2 separate regions of the Mus musculus genome follow, and region 2 is linked to region 1. The links are chromatin contacts, found by POLR2A ChIA-PET in ENCODE. All regions are on one chromosome and are shown on one strand. The core of a region is the stretch at or near the end of the contact, and the rest is flanking DNA. Distances in the headings are between cores, read along the strand shown. Region 1 holds the start of Cpne2 (copine II). Region 2 holds the start of Arl2bp (ADP-ribosylation factor-like 2 binding protein).

What was found. ChIA-PET counts read pairs that join two places held with the same protein, here RNA polymerase II (POLR2A).
Region 2: POLR2A ChIA-PET joins it to region 1 with 24 read pairs in Patski. The contact joins the promoter of Arl2bp here to the promoter of Cpne2 in region 1. POLR2A ChIA-PET finds 5 or more read pairs at or near these places in 2 of 5 experiments (Patski and embryonic stem cell).

Annotation. Positions count from the first base shown.
Region 1 is chr8:94,530,102-94,534,527 of GRCm38, forward strand. Cpne2 (copine II) reads left to right here and starts at 2,927. Exons shown (of 16, transcript NM_153507.2): 1 at 2,927-3,092.
Region 2 is chr8:94,664,225-94,668,607 of GRCm38, forward strand. It overlaps Arl2bp (ADP-ribosylation factor-like 2 binding protein), which reads left to right and starts at 2,376. Exons shown (of 6, transcript NM_024191.2): 1 at 2,376-2,677; 2 at 3,373-3,434. The coding sequence starts at 2,640.

The DNA of each region.
Region 1 (4,426 bases), core at 1,677-4,176:
CAGTTTGGCCAGGCAACCAGCACTAGGGGAACAAACCCCAGAAGCATGTGCTGAGTTACATGCGCCCCACAGGAGCCTTTTATGGGGTTCAGGCCTCCAACTGTACAGAAAATTCTCTAGACTCTCAAGACACAGGCGGCTTCACTTTCACTGTCTGCATCTGGCATGCAGTGAGTGACTCTAACCTGGGACCAACACTTGACCTGTGTCTCCTGACCTCTGCCCTCGGCTGGAGGGCAGCTTTATGGAGATATAACTGTGATGGTTTGTGTATGCTTGGCCCAGGGAGTGGCACTATTAAGAGGTGTGGCCTTGTTAGAGTAGGTGTGACCTTATTGGAGTAGGTGTGTCACTGTGGGAGTGAGCTTTAATACCCTCCTCTTAGCTGCCTGGAAACCAGTCTTCCACTAGCAGCCTTCAGATGAAGATGTAGAACTCTTAGCTCTGCCTGCACCATGTCTGGCTGGATGCTGCCATGCTCCTGCCTTGATGATAGTGGACTGAACCTCTAAACCTGTAAGCCAGCACCAATTAAGTGCTGTCCTTTATAGGAGTTGTTTTGGTCATGGTGTCTGTTCATAGCAGTAGAACCCTAACTAAGACAATAATCAACATGTATGACGCTTGCCCTTTAAAGTATGCATGCCTTTTGGGTTTCTGTAGAGTTACACAACTGTTAGTCAACTTCTCGTCGATGTGAAAAACAGTTGTGAAAAGGAGGATTTCCTCTGGCTTGTAGTTTTGGCTCATGGTATGCTGGCTCTGTTACTACTGGACATTCAGGAAGACAGAACATCACACCTCGTGATGTTGAGAGAGATCACATCCTCAGGGGCATGACTGGGTAACTTTCCTCTAAAGTTTCCAGTACTTCCCAGTAGTGAAATGATTTATAGAGTAAAATGTCAACACATGAGCCTTTGGAAACATTCCAGATCCAATTCTTACTTTTGAAACCTTTTTTCAGGATTTATTTATTTATTTAACGCATGTGAGTACACTGTCCCTCACTTCAAACCAGAAGAGGGTACACCAGAATCCGTTACAAATGGTTGTGAGACACCATGTGGTTGCTGGGAATTGAACTCATGACCTCTGGAAGAGCAGTCAGTGGTCCTAGCCACTAAGCCATCTCTCCAGCCCTGAAACCCTTTTTTCTTCCCTCCAAGAAACCCTGTATCAAAGAGCAACCACATCCATTCTCCCTCCCAGGCCCGGATGACTAGAATCCCCTGTCTACCTCTGTGGCTATGTCTCTTCTGGTCATTTTCTAAAATGGAATTATCCAGTTGGCCTTTTATGATGAGCTGCCTTTGAAACTATCCCTACTTTAATATGTCAGTACTTTCCCTGGGTGAGTAATATTCCACTGTGTGGACTTTGCACTGAACTTTCCCCTATGAACTGCTGGTATATATTGGATCTTGCCCACATTTTGGCTCTAGTGAACTATGTCTATAAGTTGAGCTAGAATGTTTATTGAACTGCAAGCATTCATGCTCAACTTTTTGCTTGAACAAACATTTTCATTTCTCTTGGGTAGGTACTTAGGAATGGAATTGCTGTGACCCCTGACCTTAGTACTCTGCCCTCCTGACCAAGACCTAGTGACATCTTTTCCCTCCCCTCCCCTCCGTACCCACCCCCCCCCAATCGCCATATTCTTCTGGGTTCTTAGAAAAGTGCTGGTCAAGTCCCACAGCTGAGTTGGGTCTCTGTGCTAATTGCCTTTCATCCTGAACTTCTCATCCATCTACTTTTCTACCTGCCATTGCTTCACAGTCTGGAAGAAGACGTTGCGGTCCCCATTTTCTACCTCTGCTCTAAGTGGCGCCACAGGTTGCTTTGTCCCAGAGCTGAGCAGAGGGCATGGAGGACTTTCTGCGCAAGAAGACGAGGAGAATCTGGAGAAAAGCAGAAAGCTCCGGGGACAGGCAGGCAGAGAGAACAAAGCTCTGTGCCCTAGGGCTGCTTAGTGGGGGCCCTTCTAAGGCTGCAAAGTGCCTGTGACTCAGAGGTGGAGGGAGCTCAGAGCTGCAGCGTGAGTCTCCCGCATTAACTCTTATCTGTCTGGAATAGAAAACCTACAACCTCAGTGCAAGGCTTTACCGCTCAGCCCCACAATCCCGAGACTTGTACACCAGGGCCCAGGGCTTTGGCCATGCTTATTAAGACCTCTGGACAGCCATGTCTCCCCCTACACCTCCCACAACAGAATCTGGTTAAAAGAGCTTCCGTGTGGTAATGTCCAGTGGTTTACTTGCTCCGAGGGTACAAAATACCACTGAGCGACCACCAGCTGCCCAGCGACAAAACAGTCCCTTAAGAACTGGTGCCTCTGGTTCAAAAGCTGGCTGCACAGAGGGGAGGCCTCAACTCTCCCGTTGATCCCAAACCCCACTCCGAACGTCTTTATCTCATCGTCTTTGTCACGGGAATATGTGTCATCTTCCCAGTCTCAGGCGGCAAGAAAACGCTATTGAAAGAAATTAAAAAATATATAATAATAAAATAAAAAAGGAAAAAAGAAAACACTGCGGTTCTTGTGCGCAGCTCGGAGGCAAGTCCTGGGCGTCTCCCCGAGGATTCCGTGCTGAGCCCTGCGCGCTTTAGGGTGAGAGCCGCGGGCGGCGCCCCGGGGGTCTAGCGGACCAGGAGATCGCACCCCCGGGTCCCCGCATCTTGAACTGGAGCGCAACGCGGGGAGCTCGGCGGTGCCTGACGCCCAGAGCGGCGGGCCCGGCGCTGGGTGCGAATTCGCGGCATCGCTCGGAGTGGCAGCCTGCTGCATCCAGGTCCTCGCGGGCCACCAGCCGGGAGCGGGACAGGCTCCGGCTTAGCCCGGAGAGCCGCCCCTCCAGGAAGCGCCCGCCTCGCGCCCGCTTCCCGCCCACATCCTCCCTCGACTGGAGGGAGGAGCCCGCGCCGCAGCCGGGGCCCGAGGAGGGCCAGCCCCAGCCCGGGCGAGCGCACGAGTGGGTACGGCCGCGCGGGTAGCGCCCTGAGCCTGTCCCGCGCCGCCGCCCGGCCGACAGCACAGCGCCCGGGGATGCCCCGGCGGCCCGGAGCACGCTGAGGCTGCGGAAAGCGCGGTGAGTGGGGTCCGCGGCGAGGGCGGGCCGGGCACTGTGTGCGCTCAAGTTCGGCCTGGGGCTTGGAGGGGGAGTGGGTTCAGCCGAAGGGACTCCGATGTCCCTGGCCGCCGCCCCCCGCAGCACGCCTGGGGGGGGGGGGCTCAGCTCCCACCCGGCCACGCGGGGGCGCCCGTCTGCGGGGGGCGGCTGGAGGATGGGCGGCTTCGGGGACACTGGCTAGCTATTTAGGAGACCCTCTTCCACCGTTAGATGTCTAGAGGGCGGCTGTGGGCTAGCGATCGCAGCCGCCAGCACAATTGTTTGGAGGCGAGCGCGCCCTTTGATCCCACCCTGACCAGGACCTGGCGCTACTCGGGATCAGCTCTAGGGCCGACTCCCTGCTCCAACTGGGGAGAAGAGATGGGGAATAGTGCCGGGCGGCGTTCCAGAAGTCGGAGTGTGTTTGCAAACTAGTTTTTGCGCAAAAGCTGTCTGGCACCTGTGTGTTTCAAGGGGTGGAGGAGGAAGCGAGAAGCCCTTCTTTTTTTCCCCATCCCCACAATGGTGCTCCTGGGAAAAATAAAGGAGACTAATGTTCCTTTTTCCTTCTCTTCCCCTCCCTTCCCGAATCCTGTCTTTGGTACAGCTGACTAGTCTTTGGATAAGGGGCTACCTCAAAAGGAGGCTGGGAGTGCCCAAGGTCACAGGTGCAATAGCAGTCCGGAGCTGGGTGGCCATTCAAAGGGTCCTCCTTGTACTCTGATTCTTCCTGCCCTATAAGAATTCTGGGGGAAGGGGAAAGGGGAAAGGCCTTTGAGAATTAGCCCAGATGCCCTTTGTTTTGTCTGACCACAGACCACCATCATGTAGGGGTGTGGAACTGTCACGCAGAGATGGGAAGGGGTATTATACTGCCCCTCTCAGAGATAGAAAGGAGTATTATACTGCCCCTGGAGGTGTCTACCGCATCTTTGTTTGGAGGCATTGTTGCTAGGCAGGCTTCCTGCTGAGAATTCCCTAGTCCAGGGTTAGGGTCCTGCTTTCCAGCCTGGGGAGATCCCCTCCCTTTGCCTTCTTCCAGGCAGAGCTAAACTCTTCCAGAATATAGCTCCCTCACCATGGGCTCAGAAGGGATTTGACGTGGGCTCGTCAAAGTGGGAGGGCCTGGTCATCCTTCCTTCTTGTCAGGAAAGCTGCTGTCCAGGAGAAACAATTTAAGGTCCCTGATGCTTCAGGATTGCAGTCAGGGCCAGAGGTGCCTACTGACTCCTAGCTCTTTGCTTGCTGACTTCTGGTCAAGTGGCTGCAACTCCCCTTGTGAGGTCAAGAATGCTGCCTTTTGCATTGGATGA
Region 2 (4,383 bases), core at 1,126-3,625, 130 kb after region 1:
TTTTTAAACTTAAAGGAAAAAAAGCAGGATTTTTTTGCTGTTGGTTTGTCTTTAGACAGTGTCTCACTATTTAACCCTGACAGGCCTCGAACTAATAGAGATCCTCCTGCTTCTACCTCCCCAGTGCTGAAATTAAAGGCATGTGTCACCCTCCCCAGCTTTTTTTCTTTTTTAGAGAAGAGGGCATTGAATTAGAGCTAGAGCTGCCTGATAAGGGTGTTGCTGGGGACTGAACTCAAGAAAAACATGAAGTTGTCAACCTATGAGCCATTTCTTCAGCCTCTTTTTTTTCCCCAGATTTTATTTTATATGTAGAGTATCTTACCTGAAGGTTCTGCTCCCTATCTGTCGGAATATTGGGGAGGGGGTGCTATTTTTTATTATTTTTGTTTGTTTGTTTTGACGGGGTCTCTCATAGTCCTGGCTGGTCTAGAGCTCCCTTTGTAGACCAGACTGACCTCAAACATACCTACCTGCCTCTGCCTCCCAAGTGCTGGGATTAAAGGTGTACTTCATCATGCCTGACAGGAATACTTGCTCGAGTCCAATTGCTGTTGTGTGAGAAAACCCAAACACCTCCAGAAAGCCTGTATGGAGAGGGACTGACACCCTTCCCCAAGCCACTACCCCACCACCACCACAATCCTCACCAACTCCCAGCTGTGAGCCACCACTAAATTGCCACCCACCTGAGCTCTGTGAAAGTCATCTCAAGCTCCAGTGCAACCAAATGGAAAAAAGATATCCTTGCCAAGACCTTCCCAAAATGCAGATTAATAAGTAAATGAAATGTTTTAGTTCACTAGGTTTCTTGAGAGAGGAGTTGTAAAGAGCAATAGGTAACTAGTGGAGACAAATTTTTCATTCCTTTTCTCCGTGGATCCATGATTTGGAATCAGCAGGCAGTTCATGTATGTATTCAAAAGTAAATAGGATATAGAAAAAGGATCTAATAGGATCTTAGTTGTCTGCTCTGAGCTGTCTTACCAGTGCTCAATGGAACAGAATTTTTAGATGCTTGTCCTAGTTTGCTTATCAGAGCTGTGACAAAACACTAATCAAAACCAATTTGTGAGAAGAAAGGGTTTATTTTGTTTCCACTTCCATGCAACAGTCCATAACTGAGGGAAGTTGAGATAGGAACCTGAAGGCAGGAACTGAAGTAGATAAAGAAATGCTGTTAACTGGTTTGTTCTCCATAGCATGCTGAGCTTCCTTACATAGATCCTACACCTGCCCAGATATGGCACCACCCACAGAGGACTGGGCCTTCCCTCAGTCATTAAAATAATCCACATTCAAAACCAGGAGGTGATGGCACATGGCCTTTAATCCAAGTGCTTGGAAGGCAGAGGCAGGTGAGTCTCGAGTTCAAGGCCAGCTTGATCTACAGAGTGAGTTCCAGGACAGCCAGGGCAACACAGAGAAACCCTGTCTTGATGAAAAAAGACAGACACACACAAAATCAACTTCTTTCCAGGTCACTCAGGTCAAGCTGACAAAAAACCTACCAGCACGCCTGTCTTCAGCTTGACCAGGATACTCTGATCTTCCAGTGTCTTTGAAATCATCTTGGTTCCTGATGCTGTTAAGATAGATCCATGGATACACATTTTATGTCCATTCCAAAATGATTCAGATTGGCCACGTAACCCTAATTCATACCATAAATTTTCTAGTTATGTACTACACATTTGGCTAAAAGGTATCAGACCACCAAAGAGGCATGCTTAAAAAGGGGGCGGGGGGGGGGGGCGATCCCAGGAAACCTTTCTTCATGGTGTGGCAGTTTTAGAGGGGACTTTCTCCAAAGCAGTTATTCAATTTCTGATTACATCTCTCTCAGTGGTTGTCAACATTTTTGTGCTGCATAATTACCCAAGGAACCACTTACTGCCTAATAATTGTTTACGGGTTTGGTGCGAGTAAGCTGGCAGCAAACTCACTATGTAGCTGAGCAGGTCTTGAATGCCTTAAACCTCCACCTTCCAAGTGCTGGGACTACAGACGCATGCCACAACGCACTGCTTTTGATTTGAAGATCACAAATTAAGTTACAAGTCATCCACTTAATGCCGTGGACCCTTCCATACTTCCAAGAAGTAACTCTCTAGTAAATCAGACGTCTGCATTATCTAGGACAAACTATGAGAGTGGCTTTCGAGCAATTTGGCTATTTCTAGCGCTCTTAAAACACGGTTTCAACTACCTGATCTTTACAATTCCTAAATTGAAAATGAAGAAACCGAGGCTCTTGGCTCCAATTCTTTCATCCAGAAAAAAAAAAAAAAAGTCTACTGCCACCATTTTTTGCAGTCTTCTGCGTGAGACCGGGAACCTGAGGCTGTGATTGGCTGCTGGAACCGCGGGTAACCATAGTGACAGGAGGCGGGGCTGCGAGCTCCGTCTGCCCTAACACACCGGCGGGGTAGCCCCGCGAGAGGCCGGCGGGCGCTGGGCCCAGCCAGGAGCCGCAGCCCCGTCCTCGCGCGATCGCCGGGCGGGGCGTGGGTGCGGCCTTCTGCGGGCCCTTGATGCAGTTGAGGCCGCGCGGGTCAGAGAGGATCCCGGCCCGGCGGCGGGCGCGGTAGGAAGCGGCAGGGCCCCGGGCCCGGGCCGGTGACTGCGGCGCCCCTACGATGGACGCCCTAGAAGAAGAGAGCTTCGCGCTGTCCTTGTAAGTGAAGCGGCCAGGGTCTGCTCGACCTCGGCCTGCGGACGTCCTCTGGGTTGCGGGCTGGCCGGTCGAGGCTCCGCTCTAGCGGGGCGTTTTCTTCCCGTGGCCACCACGGGCATATGTCACAGATAACCAGCGCTTCCATCACAATCCTCTGGCCTCAATCGTGGCCGTCAGCAAAAACCCAGAGGCCTTGAGCTGCCCAGGCTGGCGGCGGCCTCACCGCCTGTCTAAAGCCACTCCTGACCAGTTACCCCCTAGGCCGGTGCCACTCCCGCGTGCGGTCACATTCACCAGCAGATAGGTGTGGCGTTAAGAGCCAGGATGCGGTGAGTAAATCCTGCGGGTAATAAACGCGGAAGTATGAAGTTGTGCCGCACCAGCCTCAGCTACCCAAATTGTTGGCTGCTTTTGTGATTGTCATACCGGTTTTCGTCACGAGTGTTTTCCTGTGTTTGTAATTTCTGTACTAGACAATAATCCTTGATTGGTGAAACTGAGTGATGGGAGGATCATCTTGCTATTATTTTTATGCACGTTGGGAATCTTACATTTTAAAAAATGCTAGTGGGCTTTGTTGTGATTGCCTGGTGTGTGCAAGGCCTTGGGTTCAATGCCCTTACCCACAGAAAACACAAGTTCAGCTCGAAAAATAATTATTTGGACCGGCACCTAATCCTGATGTGTTTTTTCAGCTCCTCCGCCTCTGATGCAGAATTTGATGCTGTGGTTGGATGTTTAGAGGACATTATTATGGGTAAGTTTCGACACTACTAAGTGACTTGTGCCCCTCTAGTTCCTATGGTCAATTCCTTGATTTAAATCAAGTAGACCCTTGCTTTACAACAATTTTTTAATGTATTCATTTACATATGTGATGGATCGTGGGTGGGGTTGTTGCCAGGAGACTATGGCTATGTGGAGCTCAGAGGACAACTTTGTGGAGTTGGTTCTCTCCTTCCACCTTCATGTGAGTTCTGAGGGTTGATCTCGGGTCACCCGTCTTACACAGCAGTGCCTTCAGCCCCCAAGCCATCTCAACACCCCAAACCTCTGCTTATAAGGGCATGCAGAGAAATAAATGTGAAGAGTTGATTTTCAAAACACAAAACACTGAAATTTTAACACACCGCACAATGTAATAGTAAGCAAGCCATACTGAGTTTTGTTGTCTTTATAAACAATCTGTGGGTCAGCAAGATGGCTTAGTGTGGGTAGTGGCACTCGCCCACAAGCCTGACAACCTTAGTTTAATCCCCAGGGTCCACAAGGTGGTACTGGCTCCCTAAAGTTGTCTTCAGACTTCCATACACAGGCTGTAGCAGGCATGCGCCTACTTGAAAACAAAATAAGTAAAATTATAATTTAAAGAAGAAAGAACCCAAAACCTAGTATGTGGCACACCTCTATAGTCTCAGCACAGGTGGGTAGAGGCAAGAAGATAGGAGAGTTCAGGTCCTGGCTCTGCCCTCTAAGCTCTCATGCCTTTTAATTAATGGCCATTGATTGAAGGTTTCAGAGGAGACCAATTTAGGAAACCAGTTAACTGGCAGATAGGACAGAGCTCTTGGCCAGGCTTCAGGTGATATTGACCAATTTTATTTCACACAGGCAATAAGAAAATTTTTGGTTGTTATATCGTTTTGAGCTTTAACATTTTCATGCTATAGAACAGAACATAAACCCTAACCCTCTACAGCACTTGT